Linked DNA regions of Mus musculus: region 1 is linked to region 2. The links are chromatin loops, found by intact Hi-C in ENCODE. Cell type or tissue: heart. All regions are shown on one strand.

Region 1 (8,000 bases), 130 kb after region 2:
AACGGTTTTTACTTTGCTTTCTCCCATTGTCAGTAGATCTGACGCCTTAGGTTGTAGACCTGTCAGCCTGTAAAGCCACGAAATCATGGGCTTTCAGAGGGTCGCTTATTTGGTACCAGACCAGGAGCTGAGATATGAAAAAGTCAGTCATTGATTGCCCTGGCTTCCCCACAGTTCAGTTTGGTTGGAAGTCGGAAAATGCAAAATAAGCAAAATAAAGAAGGTAACTTTTTTTTTTTTCCTTTTGCAAGGTTAACAAGGATTAGACCAGGGAATCAGTTAGCGCCATTTTTTCTCTCTCCTAGAAATGTGTCCATTTCAATGTTCAAGTTGGGCAACGCTATAGGTTCTGCTAATTGTCATGTTAAAACTTAGCAGCTAAGTTTGGGGATGGGACATGAGTGTGGCTTAGTGGCAAAGCCCTTGCCTAATACATGACAGGCAGCAAGTGAGTTGGGAAGTGCCTGAAAGTAAACAACCTTGCTCAGAAGAGAAGATGCATGGGCAGTCTTAGGAACCTTCAGACACCCAAAACACAGCCAGGGCTTGTCTGCACACACCTGGGAAACTGATCAGCAGGAACTTAAGGTAAAGAATGAGATGCTTACAGAGTAAGCCCCTGCGATATGTTCCTGAACAGAATTGTGTTTTAAAAGTCTTTTTCTATGATACTCTTGTCTGGTTGGTTTGGTGTTTTGTTTTGTTTTAGAGCCCTGGTTGTCCTGGAACTCACTCTATAGACCAGGCTGGCTTTGAACTCAGAGATCCACCTGTCTCTGCTTCCCAGGCACTGGGATTAATGGTATGCGCCACTACATCTGGCTCTATACTCTTTAAATAGTTAAAATGAAAGCTTGTGAAGGCAGAGGAATATAGATATTGCAGTACTTCCAGGCTAAGTGGCCAGCTGCCAGCTACACTCCACAGACCTGACAATGTTCTTCACAGAGTTTCATGATGCAGGCAGATAGAACCATAGAGAAAGAACACCTTAACAAGTGAGCAAGACTCTACAGGACCAGGCCTACTCCACCCCTACAATGAGTTGCTTTTGGTCTGGTGGAAAACATAGGGATAAATGGAAACAAACCAAAAGTGATAGTTAATTTTTGTTGGCAGCTTGACTGCAGGTACAATTGCTGGAGGCCTGGGGGTATAGTTCAGTTGGTAAGGTGCTTTCCTGGTATGCATAAAGCCCCAGGTTGAAAGTCAAGCACACAGAAAGTGAATAGAGTGGTGTGTACCTAAAATACCAGCATGTGGGAGATGGAGGCAGGAGGATCAGAAGCTCAGAATCACCTTTGACTTCTGGGAGATTGCCAGGGTCTGCCTGTAGTTGCGTCTGTGAAGTTCTTTCCAAGGAGGATTAAATAAGACCAACCTAAATATGAGTAGCACCACCCCATGGGCTAGGGCCCTGCATGGAATAAAAGTAGAAAGAGGGGAGATAGCAGAAAGGATTCCCTAAGAGTCTCCGTTTCTTGTCCCATGTTGATACGAACTTCTCTGTTCCACCACACCCTTCCAGCTGTGAGTGACAGACACCCCAGACACCTCAGAAACCATGAGACAATTCTTCCTCCTTTTAAATCATTTGTCTCAGGCCATCTGTTCCAGCAACAAGAATATTATCCAGTATAGCACACAACCCAAGTGAACAACCCTGGCCAGAAGCATAAGTGATAGAGGCTAAGAGAAGGTTAGTGATCCTAACCAGTGCTGGCAGTGGCAACTCAGAGTGAGGAGTTAAGAAAAAGGGGACCAGCCGGGCGTGGTGGCGCACGCCTTTAATCCGAGCACTGGGGAGACAGAGGCAGGCGGATTTCTGAGTTCGAGGCCAGCCTGGTCTACAAAGTGAGTTCCAGGACAGCCAGAGCTATACAGAGAAACCCTGTCTCGAAAAACCAAAAGAAGAAAGAAAGAAAGAAAGAAAGAAAGAAAGAAAGAAAGAAAGAAAGAAAGAAAGAAAGAAAGAAAGAAAGGAAGGAAGGAAGGAAGGAAGGAAGGAAGGGAGAGAGAAAGAAAGAAAGAAAGAAAGAAAGAAAGAAAGAAAGAAAGAAAGAAAGAAAGAAAGAAAGAAGAGAAAAAGGGGACCTCTGACCTCTGAACACTGAGTATAGGAACTCTGCACTAATATGACAAGAGAAGATGCAAAATAAGTGTAGGAACTGAGAATGGTACATTTTCTTTCAGAGACTAAAAACAAAAATAAACAAAGCAAGCCCCAGGGATCGGGGCCAAAGCTGCCTCACCCAGGGCTAAAGGAACCTGGGTGGGGCTAACTGGAGATAACAGTTCGGTCTGGCTTCCAAGACTAGGGTTACAGTCCATGGCTTTTTCCAGTCCCCTGTTGAACATACGTATAAAACAATGGCCAATCACTAATGGCTACCTTTCCCTTAAGTAAAACTACAAGCAGTAAAAGAACAACCTCCTCAAAAATAAACCAATGGGAAATGTTTCCAGCAGGTGACTAAATTTGCAAGCATGTCCTAGATCAAAGATCACAGAGGACTCTTACTATCTATCGTTGCTTGGTTTGTAGACAGGAAAACATTAGGGTTTCCCAGTTACACATTCTTACTTGCTAGTCAAGGATGGATATATATATATTCAGAATTTCTTGATAACATGTGAGACCAAGAATGTGATTCCCATTCTTGTGTTAATGGGGAATGAGAATAGTTGGTTTATAGGAGCTCTTAAGTAAACATGTTAATGGTTAAATGGGGATTTTGCCCATTATGTTAAAAAAAAAAAAACTGCATGGGATGCTAAAACTGGTGTAAACATTGGGAAGACGCTTGCCCTATCAAAACTTGTGGTCTAGGAAATGTCACCTGAACTTAACGCTATAATAGCAATAAATCGGAGAATTTCTGTATGTGAAATACTACGTTGTGCTGGCTGGTGTATGTAAACGTGACACAAGCCAGAGACATTTTAGAAGAGAGACTATGTCCCCCACCAGCTTGTCCTTTGAACAGGCTGAATAAGCCATGAGGAGCAAGCCAGTAAGCAGCATCCCCCCATGGCCTCTGCATCAGCTCCTGCTTCTAAGTTCCTGGCTTGTTTGAGTTCCTGCCCTGACTTATCTCAGTGATGATCATGGGAACGGAAGCTGAAATATATATATTATCCTTTGCCTTTTGGTAATGGTGTTTTACGACAACAATGGTAACCCCCAACTAAGGTAAACCTGCGCCTTATTTGACTTAATCAAGAACCCAATGAGATGGACTACAATATTTCTCTGTTCACTGAAACTCAAACAATAAAATGATGAGCCTAAACTCACTTGGCCAAAAGACTCTCACTTCATCTACCAAAGCACCTCTTCCTTTTAGCAGCATGGGCCCACTCCCATCCCCCCGCAGACATGGTCTTAACAAGACTCACATAGCTGGTGTACACAGCTACTATGTGCTGTCATTGAGCCTAGGGGAGAAATCTGCTCTCCTGGCCACGTCACACAAGTCACACCAGCGTCCTTCATAGCATCTTCCAGCTGGGACTAAATAGAGAAAGCACCTTCTTCCAGGCCATCTGGTGAAGGGAGACTGGGCAGCACGACCTTTGAAGTTCCTAATACATGTGGCTTCAGCCTCTTGGACTATCAGGACTTAAGAACATAAGCCTATTACAGAGAAACAACCAGAAAAAAGAGATAAGACATTCCCCCATGACATCAAAGGCCATTTTTCCCTTCGGTGGAGGTCTGGGAGCTGTCTAACAACCAGCTCACCGGGGAGAGTTCTGATGGGACTCTGAGGTGCTCATTTTCTCTAGGTAAGAAGAACACGAATCAGCACAGGCTGGAGACACAACTGACTTCCTTGAAAAAAATCAAGAGCTTTCAAGAACAGAATTGATATTTTCTCAGTTTTGGCTGCGACTCAACTGTAAATGCACAAATTAAAGCTAGTTACCAGGAACACCTCTTTTATTGCTATTGTCACACAGACATGTAATACATTTTGATTATATCCCACCCCACCCCCCTACTATCCTCACTTGGCCACCAACATCCCCTTTCTGATCCCCTAAACGTCTCCTGTCATCAGACTTTTAAAATAAATTAGATGAGCTTTTGCTATGCAGCCCACGCTGGTCTGGAATTTGCAATCCTCCTGCCTCACCATCCCAAGTGCTAGCGCTCCAGGCTTGAGACACCATGCTCAGCTGTAGACATAAAGTTTTAACTCAGATTTTCCCACACTTTCTCCATCATTTTCCTAAATCTAGATTCCAGACAAGCCATACACGAATAAATAGGTCAAACCCTGATTTGTAACATTTGTCAGTTTCAAACACAGGAAAGCTTCCAACATGGCCAACATCAAATGTCCATCATGACAGCAACGTCCCTAAGGAGAAATAAACAATGTTGCTCCATGCCACAGTGCTTCCATAAAACATACAGGGAAGATATAAATCATCTGAAATGCAGAGAAGAGCAAAACACAGGAAAATCAGGAGGAATTGGTGACATTTCGAGGTTTGTTGCCTTTGTGCCTAACATAATTTTTGCTCGTTTTTTTTTTTTTAGTTTTAATCAATGCACTATTTAGCAGCTGAAATTCCCACCTCTGTAAGCCAATCTTCTAACCTACTTCATTTCATTTAAATACAAAGCAAAAACTGCACCTCCCACCGTGTAAAAACAGAATGCTTGGTTATGGAAAACCTAGCCACACTGTGCAATGGTCCCTTTAAAAGTCTTCCCTTGAAGAATGTTTAATCAGCTGAGCAGAGGCTCTTTACCCCTGCAGGAGTTAGGAGGATGTTAGCAGTTCACTGCCACAGGCTCCCAGGAGCCTAGCATCGTTTTGTGAAACCACACAGGGTGGAGCCGGGCCTTCTTCTCCCAGGAGAGGAAATGACCAAAAGAATACCACGTGTGGCATTCCCATAGCAGCAGAAGGGAGGCTGGAACTCCCAGAGCAAAGGGAGGCACAGGAGACCACGCCCTGGAAACTTGCCTTTTCCATGGTCGGTCGGAAAGGACCCACAGTTTGTTCTGTGAGGTTTGAAGCATCAGGAATGGTAAACAGAACAGTATTATTCTCTTATTCTCTCACCCAAGTCTTTGTTTCTTTCCGCTGGTGTCTGGAAAACCTGCTTAAAGAGTTATTCCAAGTGTTTTTGTCAAGTCTCTAATCTGTCTTCAAAAATAGCCCGGAAGAGGAAACAGGCTATTTACCCCAGAGAGCAGGGTGGAAATGGCCAGGAAAAGTCTCTCCATAGCACCTAGCTGAAAGCCACAAGTGAAGAACGGGAGGTCTGAGACAGAAGCCAGCCAGTGCTGCTAGTCTGCAGCTTTCTGCTTATCCTGTAGTTTCAAAATGGGGACAGGGGGGTCAGCTGAAATCTGCTGTTGTGTGACAGTGGGGGTGGGGGAGGAAGAGGAGGTAGGAGGGGGAGAGGGGGTGCTATGGATGGTGGGGAAGGGCCTATAGGACTGAAATTGCCGAACAGCAGGGAAATCAACTCTGTAATTCATAGCAAATCCTGTTTAATGTGCATTCTCTCAGAGGGGGCTGAGCGGGACCCGTCAGCCATACATCCAAAGTTGATTAAAACCCTGACGTTTCTCATAATTGGACCTCATTAATAAATTCCTCAGGGTTCCAGGAGGCTGTGAGGAAGTAAAGCAAAGAGGTAGGGAAATGAGAGCAACAGGAGATTGCAAGGTCCCAGATGCGGAGTTAATCCCACTCAATCAGACTGGACAGAAACTTTATGTTCACAACGACCTGCTGCTCGTCAGCCTTCTTCCCCTCCTCAGCAGGGCAGGCTTTTCTTCAGGCACTACGCCCTGAGCTTTAAAACCCCATATTCACCATGCTAACAAGTTAGGAACTGATTCTCCTCACTGGACACTCTCATGGTTTCTCAGCTTGAACTGAATTGTTATGTGTGAACTTGACTCGGTTAAGGGATGCCCAGAGAGTTGACAAAAGGTTGTTTCTCACTATGTCTAGAGAAGGCAAGTGTTTTATGAGATGGACTAGAGAAGATGCTCTCACCTCTGCAGGCTAACATTATCAAGCGTAGCATGTAGATAGGTATATACGGCCCTTGATGGCTAGTTAGAGCAAAAAAGGAAAGAATTCACTTCCTCTGTTGGAGCTGTCCTACCTGCTGTCTCCTTCCTTCTGTCCTTCCTCTGGTTTGGACTGACACTACACCACGAGCTGTCCTGTTTCTCTAGCTTAAGTGTGGTAGTCCATGGAACTCTGTAGCTTCCAGAATCTCTAGAGCCAAATTGCATGGTATATCTGCTTCAGTAGATCTCTGCATTCTGTTTCTCAGATAACACAATCGCAAACCTTGCCTGGAGACACTGACTTAACTTGTTGTTGTCCTAAATCATTCCTCATTAACAAAGGATTAACATCTTTTGTAGCAAGCTTGCTCGGTTTGTATTGTACCATTTCTTCTTCCTCCAACAGAAGTGAGCCTAAACTGCAAAACACCCACGGCTGAGATCTTTAGCAACAACAAGATGCAAATCACCCCAGTGACACCCAGACAGAGGCGCTAAACTCTGAACAAGAAAGGACAAGACCCAAACACAGGATTTGCCAGGACTTTGCATGCCTTGCTTTTGTGGTGCCTATATCACTGATATGTGAACCCTCTTCTAGGCATTTCAAAGGGAGTGGTCATCTAGAAAACCTGTGGAGCAAGGAAGAGGTGCTATCATTCAACATTCAGTACTCATCAGCCTCCATTCAACAGGGACTCCAAAGTCACCAGTCTTCAGCACAGCTCAAGATCAAAGGAAGAGTGGCTTCTATTGGATGTGATTTTTTTCCTTTGTCCATGTTAGAGTTAAGAGAGATGGAGGGAGAAGGGAGAGATGGTCCACCACATCAGTGGCCATCCTAGACTTGCCCCTCACTAAATCCACTGGCCCGTACCCACCTCCACACTCAGATGCCACATTGCTGAGCATAATGAAAAAGAGGCTACTATCAACTGATGCTGCGAGTCTTGGTAGGGACAACTTGGATAAGTATGCTTGGCAGTGTCTGGAAAGGTTAGAAAAGTCTGTACATGTGATACAGAAATTCCACCGCTAGAAATATCTCCATACATCTAAAAGTACACAAAGATATGGACTACAGAGATGGGCACGATAACTCTTGTAATGTAAAAGGGGGGTTTATATGTAAGGGAATGCAGAGGAAGACAGGGAACAAGACCAGAGAACTTTGGGCCAGGGATAGACCCACCTCAAGTCTCAGGAGTGTCTGCGCGTGCCGGACTCGCCAGCAAGAACGACGCTGCAACAGGATCCTTCTGCACACGTTTATTGGGAGAGCTTGATTGCAGAGGCGAAGAGACCCTGAGCCCAGAACTGGTGCTGCTTATATAGGCCTAGGAGAGGCGTGTCTCACACCCGGATTGGTTATGCACTACACCTCATTTGCGTGTTCCTCATCTGATTGGCTACTCTCTCTCTCTCTGTACCTCACAGAGCCTCATTATCATACCTCATTTGCATGTCTCACATCTGATTGGTTATATTCTCAAAGCCTCATTATCATGCCCGGGCCAGGCAGTGTCTTTGCAAAAAACTTTACTGCATATGTACACATTGGTTGTTTGTCCAAACTTATGCGTGGTGGCCAGCAGTAGTCAGTGCCACTCTGCAACGGCACATGTGGCTTCCCACAGGAGTGGGGGTCAGGTCAATGTTGACCAATCAGAGTAATAGAAAGGCTTGAGCACATACCTGACTTATACATACATACAGACAGACAGACTTTTGAAACTTGCAGGATTACTAAAGGAACTGGTAAAAATGTGGCTGAAGTCTAAGGTGGGGGGGGGGAGCTATTACTTCTTAATCTAAAATAGTTTATCTTGATTTTTTTTTTACTTTGTGTATTTTAAGACACTCATTTTAAAAATCAAGAAATCAACAAGCTCTTGCCAAACATGCTAGGTTTTCCTCTTTTGTTATGCCTAAGAACGTAGTCTTTCCACCA
Region 2 (8,000 bases):
AAAACAAAAACAAAAACAAAAACAAAAACCAAACAAACAGAAAAAACCCACTTGCCCAAGGCTTTTGGAAATACTAGGTGGGAGCAGAAATGGACTGCAGGAACAAGAGTGGGAAATAGCAATAGGGCCTCCAGGAGAATATGGAGAAGACTGCGCAGGTCTCCAGTGGGTGAACTTTTAAATTCATGACTTGCATTTCTAGAATTCCACGCACTAAATACCCACTCTTAGGAGTACCAACAGTTGGTGAATTTCCTTAACATTAAAATAGCTTCCATAAATCAGGAACAGAACACTGACATCTTAGTCTATAACTGGGCCAAAGATATGAGGGACACACAGTCCATAGATTAAAAAAATGCAAATGGTTCCTGAACCCATGTGAAGATGATGAACTAAACTCTGTTAAGCCAACTTAAAATTATTCTTTAAAGATCGTTGCCTCGCTCCCAAGAGAAAGGCCAAAGCTACTAGATTACTTCTAGGAATGCAATAAAATGAGCTTCAGGGTTGTGATCCTGTCCTGGGTTTAATCTGTGGTGGCCACACAGTGTGTTTCATTTGTGAAGACTTTTTAACTACGAACAATAGGCTTTTCTATAAATGTCTCTATTACAATTATTTAATATGTATATTGAAGTTATATTTTATCTTATAATAGTGATAAAGATAAAAATGAGAAATTATATATATACATATATGCAGACATACATGAATGCATACATACATGAATGCATACATACATGCATTGAATGCATACATACATGCATATATACATACATATATGACAGAGAGTAGAGAATTGGCAGTGCCATACATGAACAAGGATATAAATGGCACAGTTTCTATGGAGAACAAACAGGCAATCTTCTTCAGCCCAGATAGTTGATAGAGCTAATGTGCTCATTTAAATATTATTATATCTTATTTTGTGTGTGTGTGTGTGCATGTGTGTATGTGTTCCTGTAGAAAACAACTTGCAGAGTTGGCTATCTCCTTCTACCATGTGGGTTCGGGCATTGAGCTCAGGTCGTGAAACCATCTTACTGGATCTAGGATAGTCATTTAAAGAGATGGACCTAGTAAACCACAGTACATATAAACTAGAATGCTGCCAAACTACAAAGGGAGACTGGAAACTCAAGAGTTTGATGGCAATAGAAAAACCTCCAAACTGTATTTCTATTCAAGCAGAAAAAGCAAGGTACAGAAAAGCCTGCTCAATTGCTTAATAAATAAGAGGGGGCAATCCTGAAGGGGAAAAACTCTGCAAGAATACACAGGATGCTGTCAAAACAGTCAGAAACAACTTTCCAGAGGGAAATAAATACAACCAAGACAAGGACTTTCGCTGTTTTATTTTCTGTAATTTTTGAATTCTGAATCACACGACAGTACATTCTAATCAGTTAAAAGCACTTAAAATTGTAAGACTGTTTTCTGTATATAATAGCATACATACACTGTACATAATATTGCTTAATATATGTATTATATATTACATACTGTATATATTAGACTCTTTTCACACTTTCTGTCTCTTTCTGTGCCTCTCTCTGTCATACAAGTTTAACAATAGACTATAGCCATCGTTAGCTACTTTCTGTGGTGAGCAAAGACAGCTCTACATTAGGTCTCTACATTAGGTGGACACATACTATCGTCAGAAATGTCCAGCTGGGAAAACCACAGCCACGTAGAAGGGAAAAAACCAGATCTGGGCTTATTTTGCTGACTACTCAAGTGTCAGGCCCTTGATCATGTATTACCATCACCTACCAATTACTGAGAAACTTTTTCTGCCCGTTCAGTATCATTTGCTGAATAGCCGTATCGTTCACTAGATGTGGGTCTGTCGTGACCCCTGTATCATTTTCTGTCCTTTCCAGTTGCTCCCTGAATAATCTCTTGTTTCCTTGTTGCTGGGCAGTAAGTCGGTTTATCCTCCCCTCTGCTGTGCTATCGTCTGCATCTCTCTAATGAGCCTCATCCTGTATTTGACAGACAGTTTCTGTTTTGACAAGGTAAAATTGATCAGTGAATTATACTCGTGCAAAACATCTACACACACACAAACCCACTACAGAGAAAGATTCAAGTGTTGTCCACTTCCTTGCAGATAATAACTTGGGAAGCAGTTTTAATGGGCAGATGAATTCTAAATGGAGGTCTCTGTTTAAACTTCACAGTCCATAAATAGACACCAAGTGCAGACATCCTGCCTTTTGACCTGACTTTTGCCACTGGAAGCATTTAGGAGTACACTAGTATTTCTTTGCTCTTCTGTAAATGAGACTGGGTTGGTATACACCCAGTAAGATGGCTAGACAGATCCTACCATGCTCATCTGTCCCTGGGACCCTATGGAGAACCCTGACCAAGCCTTTGGAGCTCATTGGCTTTCGGTAGGACCCGGTTGAATTCTGAATTCAACGACTCCAGAGCGGATGTTTCTTGTGAGCCCGGCTCAGGAGATAGGTAGCGTGAGAATATGAAGTTGCATTTCCAATTTTCATCTCACAGACTTAAATAGATTCTGGGGGAAAAAAAAGACAAAGACTGTAGAAATATTCAGATTTAGTATCAGTAACTTGCAGCTTAAAGAAAGCATGACAACCCAAGATTGTCTGGGAACGTGCACCCTGTGGTACTGCTATTCTAACTGCAGGGACTGAGGGGGAGCACTGTTGGGACTGTTATAGACCTACCCTTCAGCATAGAAGGGACACACGTCTGCTCACCTGCCATGCCTCAAAGTCCGAGTTCCAAAGTTAAAGACATTTAAGCTTTCTTTGAGAAGGAAAATGACACTGGAAATCCTGTGCTAAAGAGAACAGAAGCCCTGAAAACTGTCCGTGGGAGCCAGTTTATGTGCCTTCAGTATATTCCCTAAAAGGGTCTCAGACCACCTTCCCTCAAAGTTAAGAACCAAACTGTTTCAGCCCAAACTTCTTATTTCGTAGAAGAAAAGAACACGCAAGCCAAATCTTTAAACAACTTGCCAAAACCCCAAACAATATCCCTCACTTGCCAGAACAGCCTTTAATTGAGAGCGGGACTGGTTCCTGCCAGTACTGGGGAGAGACCCTACTTGCAGGCACTGCACAAAGCTCCAGCCCCTGCCTTGCCAGTTCTCCCTCAGTGTCCAAATTAAATTTAGAGAGGAAGACGCGAGGTCATGGGAAGGGTCCTTGCTTCCTGGAGGTTTCAAATCCCAAATGGAGGCTGGAAACTGGTAAGGGATCCTCCTTGGGAACTTCTGAAAAAATAACTCATTTGAAAGTATCCCGATGCCAAGAAAAACGTGACCCTGTCCCCCGCCCTTCGGCTCTCCCCACAGCCCTCCTTCCTCCTGGCAGGTAACCTGGGCTTCCATGGTATTCTTTCAGCTTCCTCGGACCTCCAGCTGAGCTTCCCGTAGGGAGGAGGGATACAAAAGGCATTAGCCTGGAAGGACTGGTTTTACCATCTCTTTTCAGACCGCTGTTTCCTCTTTGGAAGACCACGTGTTTTCCTTAATTCGGTTTCCTGTTCCCCATCCTGCTGTCACCTCATCTTTACCCCCCACTTCCAGCCCAAGCTGGCAGATCACTCAGCTTCTCAACCAGCCACACCAGTGTTTCCTTTCCGCCTTTTTTATTTAAAAAAAAAAATGAATTTCCTCTTCTGACTCCTCCAGCTTAAGGACCCCTCATCTTTGTCCGAGTGCCATAGACAGTAGGACTCGTGAGAAGAAGGCAATTTAACAGCTCTCTCAAGCCTTTCTTTGGACTTCATTCACTAGCCTCTGATTTGCTATCTGTTTCTCCCACTTCCTGTTTCCTAGGGTGCATTTGTGTTCACTGTAGCATAGACTCAGATAGCCAGGTATTAAAGGTACAATATGTAGATGCTCTTGAATATCAGAATAGAAGAAATTGTATAGAGAACTATGAGATTGCAGGAAGGCAGAAACACAAGAAGAGCTACTGTGAGGTTTGTGTTTCAAAGAATTTAGAACTTCTAAATGAGAGTAAGAATCACAAAGTGCAGCTACGTCTTGAAGTGTCAGAGGAAATACCTGTTTTTACTGAACCAGTGCCATGCAAATACGTATGCACAACATCGTCGTCCCTCATCCTCGTGCGAGGCCCAGGTGAACGGCCATGCTCAAGCTTCCACCCTCATCCCCACAAGGAGCCTTACAGGACAACAACGCCAACAGGAAGCAGAGAAGCAGACAGGGATGTGACTGTGAAGACAAATCTCAGGCAACTAAAGTAAAAATCTCCTCCGTTTGTCAATTTGAAAAGGACCATGCAGCTCTGGGAACACAGGCTGGAGCTCCCTCAGGTAAGAATCCTAACGAAGAGACTTCACCCGCTGCGTTCATGAGGTTGTTTGAGAGATCTGGGGGGCTCAAACACCCAGTAAGGTCCAGAAATTCAAAGTCAGAACCAGAAGTCCAAGGCGAGGCCCAGCGCGGGCCAACTTGAGGAAAGTGCACACTGCTTCATTCTGGGTTTTCTGTCTCCCTCTGTATTCCTAAACAGTCTCCAGCCCGTTTCTTTTCTATTCTGTTTGGTTTGTTTTTTTTTGTTTTTTTGGGTTTTTTTTTTTTGTTTGTTTGTTTTGAGATAGGATTTCTCCATATAGCCCTGGTTGCCCTGGAACTCACACTGTAGACCAGGCTGGCTTCCAACTCAAGAGATCTGCCTGTCTCTGCCTCCTGACTGCCGGAACTAAAGGCTCATGCCATCACCACCTGGCTCAACTGTTTCTCTAAATGGCTGAATATCTTGATTCTCTAAGGATTTTTCCATGTTTTCTCCACCCCCCCCACACACACACAAAAGATGCAATTGGGGAGGAAAAGTGGTTTTTTGTGTGTCACCACTATTGAGTGTGGGGTTTTTTGGTTTTGTTTTTTTTTTGAAAGCTTCAACATTGAATTTTCTGGGTCTCTTCAGCCACATGGTGAGAAAGAGAGTGGGAAAAGTAATAGGCCTTCAGTCCTGGACTGTGATCAGAGAGCTTCGGGGTGTGTCTTAGTTAAGCTGTCTATAGCTGTAACGAAACATCATAGCCAAGAAGCAAGTTGGGAAAGAAAGGGTTTATTCAGCTTACACTTCCACATTGCTGTTCATCACCAAAGGAAGTCAGGACTGGAACTCAGCAGGGCAGGAACCTGGAGGCAGGAACTGATGCGGAGGCCACGGAGGGGTGCTGCTTACTGGCTTGCTTCCCCATGGCTTGCACAGTCTGCTTTCTAGTAGAACCCAGGACCATCACCCCAGGGATGATACCAACTACAATAGGCTAGGCCCTCCTCAATGACCACCTTACAGCTGGACTTTATGGAGGCACTTCTTCAACTGAGGTTCCTTTTTCTCTGATGACTCTAGTTTGTGTCAAGTTGACACAAAGCCAGTCAGTAGAGGGTGGAAGGGAACAGGCAGAAAGGAATCACATTAGTGGGTGTTAGCCCAGGTTTCCCCTGGGAAACACCTTATGACTCTCCCTTCCCTCCTGGTACTCAGTGTCCTCTACACTCGATTAGCACATGAATCTTCTCATTCCCACTATAACAACCATGTGCCCTTGTACCCCATGCCTGTGCCCTTCACACAGAATGGTAAGAATAGAAGGAACTTTGTTGGAGACATTATTAAGTGAAAATGGTATAAAGAAAGGAAAATAATTAATTTCTCACAGTCAGCAAAGTGGCAAGGAGACTGGCATGATTGGGTTGGCTATCCATGAGATGCCAGGATCCCTTCTAACTCAACACATCAGCCTACTTCAGTTCCTACTTAGCAATGAGCATTCTTTAGTATCTGCTCTTTAGAACTATTGATCAATGCTAATCCTGTGCCACACCTGTGCCCTTAGTAGGACACAAGAGTCAAGCTTTTTCTCAAATACATTCATGCACCAAGTCCCCAGCCCTGCCCCACCTTCATCTTGGCTCAAAATATATGGAGAATGTGTGGTCATAAGCCTGAGAGGTAACCAATGTTCCAGTCATCTCGACAGAAGGAAAGTCCAGAGTCCATGAACTTTCACGTGGTTTCCTTCAACATCAAGTCCACACCGGGGAATTCCAGCCTTAGGATCCCATGAACTCACTTACAAACAGCCCCTCCCTAAGCCAGGACACTGGAAAGAGACTATATTGGTCCTATAGTGTCTATTTGTGTCTAAACATAGACATGAATGAGAACTGAAACCTTGAGGCTGATAACAATACTTTGGATGATTCTTTTCAAGACATTATCAGCAGGAAAATCTAATGGACTGCTCATTTGGGGTGTGGAGTGGGATAGGAAGGGAGGCTAGAGGCTTGAGAAAGCAGCCAAGATGCAAAGCCAGAGACACCATCTGACTCTTACCCTGTTCTGAAGACCCTGATTGACTTCTAATAAGGTCTGTTTTTATTGTGAAAGGAAATCTTTCAGGGGGAATATTTTTATAAATTAGGTCAAACCAATAGCCTGTGTGATTGGAAAACTTGAGGTATTTCAGTGAGTTTTGAGAATACATAGGTAGAGACTATATTAAAATAGAAGACCTAAGTCTTGAGCTAAGGGTCACTCAAGGGGAAAAGGAGATATTTCCCTTTCTGTTTTGGTCACCTATTTATTATTGGTGTTGATCTAATCCACCCCTTGTGAGTGGACAAGCCTTGTTAATTGCAGAGACTGCTACATAAGGAAGCCATTCTCATACTCTGAGTCTCAGATAAAAATCAAGAATTGGGGAAGAGGCTGGGTGGTAGCGGCTCACACTTCTAATCCCAGCATTTGGGAAGCAAAGACAGGCAGATATCTGGGAGTTTGGGGTCAGTCTGATCTACAGAGAGTTCAAAGACAGCAGAGGCTACACAGAAAAACATTGGGGAAACAAACAAACAAACAAACACACAAACACACAAACAAAAGAAACAAGGAAGAAAAAGCACAAACCGTAGCTACCAACCTTATCTGTTTCTTTCTACCTCTTGTCCCAGTGAGAAAGTCATGGGAGGCTCTGAGCAAACTGGCCGGCTCATGTTTTCCAAAGACACCCAGAAAGCAATAACCAGAGATATCCCATGAGAACATTGGATGGTTGCGTGTGCCCTGTGAATGAAATGGGGTTGGTTGACTACGACAGTAGGGACCTATGAACTGTTCCTCCACACATTCAAGTTTTTGACGCTTGATTCCCAGCCAGCAGTGCTATTTTGGGGAGGTTCCATAAACTTTGGGAGATAAACTCTAGTTGGAAGAATTAGGTCACTGAGGACAGGTCCTTGTGATCTGGCTGCTTTCTAGGTTGCCTTGCTTCCTGATCAGCCAGGACCTGAAAGGCTACCTCCTCAGTCATAGGTTCCTTCTGCTCAGATGTGTGTGGCACATGGGGACAACTTCCCATGCATTGAACCATCTGAATCATTAGTCCGTATAAATCTTTCCAGTTTCTGTCAAGTATTTTGGTCACAGTGATGGAAGAGTTTGACTTTACAAAGTAGAGCCCCATATAGGGCTAGACCAGGGAATGAGTGTGGATACAAATTATGTCATTGAGAAAATGTGTATGTTGTTCTAGATGCTACCCCTCTCTTTCAAAGTACAACTGAAGGAACACTAATACTAAGGGTCCGACTACTCAGAGAGGTGCCCAGGTGGCAGGACATTTAATGCTGGAGGCGATGTCATTTGGACGGTAAGGTTTCTGAGCTGTAATGTTTTGGAAAACAATTGAACATTGGTTTGACTGTTGGAGTTATTATTGTGATTAGTCATCATCAATCCTTGCTGATTCACCCCCATGGATAAAAATACATAATAATTGTGACTGTTACTGATTAAGAGTTTTTGAAGTGCTTGAGTTGGCTGGACCAGTCTACTTTTAAAACCCACTAGTCTGTCCCATCATTCTGGGATTCTTTTAGGGGAACTTTAAACAACATATGATCCAGGGACTTTAGGATGGACGCACCGTCTTTGTTTGTCCTTTATACCCACTATTTTAACCTT

Evidence for each region. A loop is a pair of places that touch in the nucleus more often than their neighbours do. Peaks named below come from ENCODE experiments on the same cell type or tissue, not always from the same donor. Only the 100,000 strongest peaks of a DNase experiment are listed, where the experiment ranks them.
Region 1: a loop joins it to region 2, with 7 times the contacts of the local background. A loop is called at or near these places in 5 of 42 quality-filtered maps.

The regions. Positions count from the first base shown.
Region 1 is chr13:111,951,598-111,959,597 of GRCm38, reverse strand. No RefSeq gene overlaps it. Among named protein-coding and RNA genes, the nearest start is that of Gm15322, 39 kb to the left of the region's middle. RefSeq lists an enhancer at 4,027-6,698. In heart, a CTCF peak has its summit at 4,778; DNase peaks (open chromatin) are centred at 2,287, 4,867 and 5,257; H3K4me3 peaks cover 253 bases; H3K27ac peaks cover 1,744 bases.
Region 2 is chr13:112,080,151-112,088,150 of GRCm38, reverse strand. No RefSeq gene overlaps it. Among named protein-coding and RNA genes, the nearest start is that of Gm41062, 17 kb to the left of the region's middle. In heart, no CTCF peak of the experiment used is centred here; a DNase peak (open chromatin) is centred at 3,420; H3K27ac peaks cover 1,244 bases.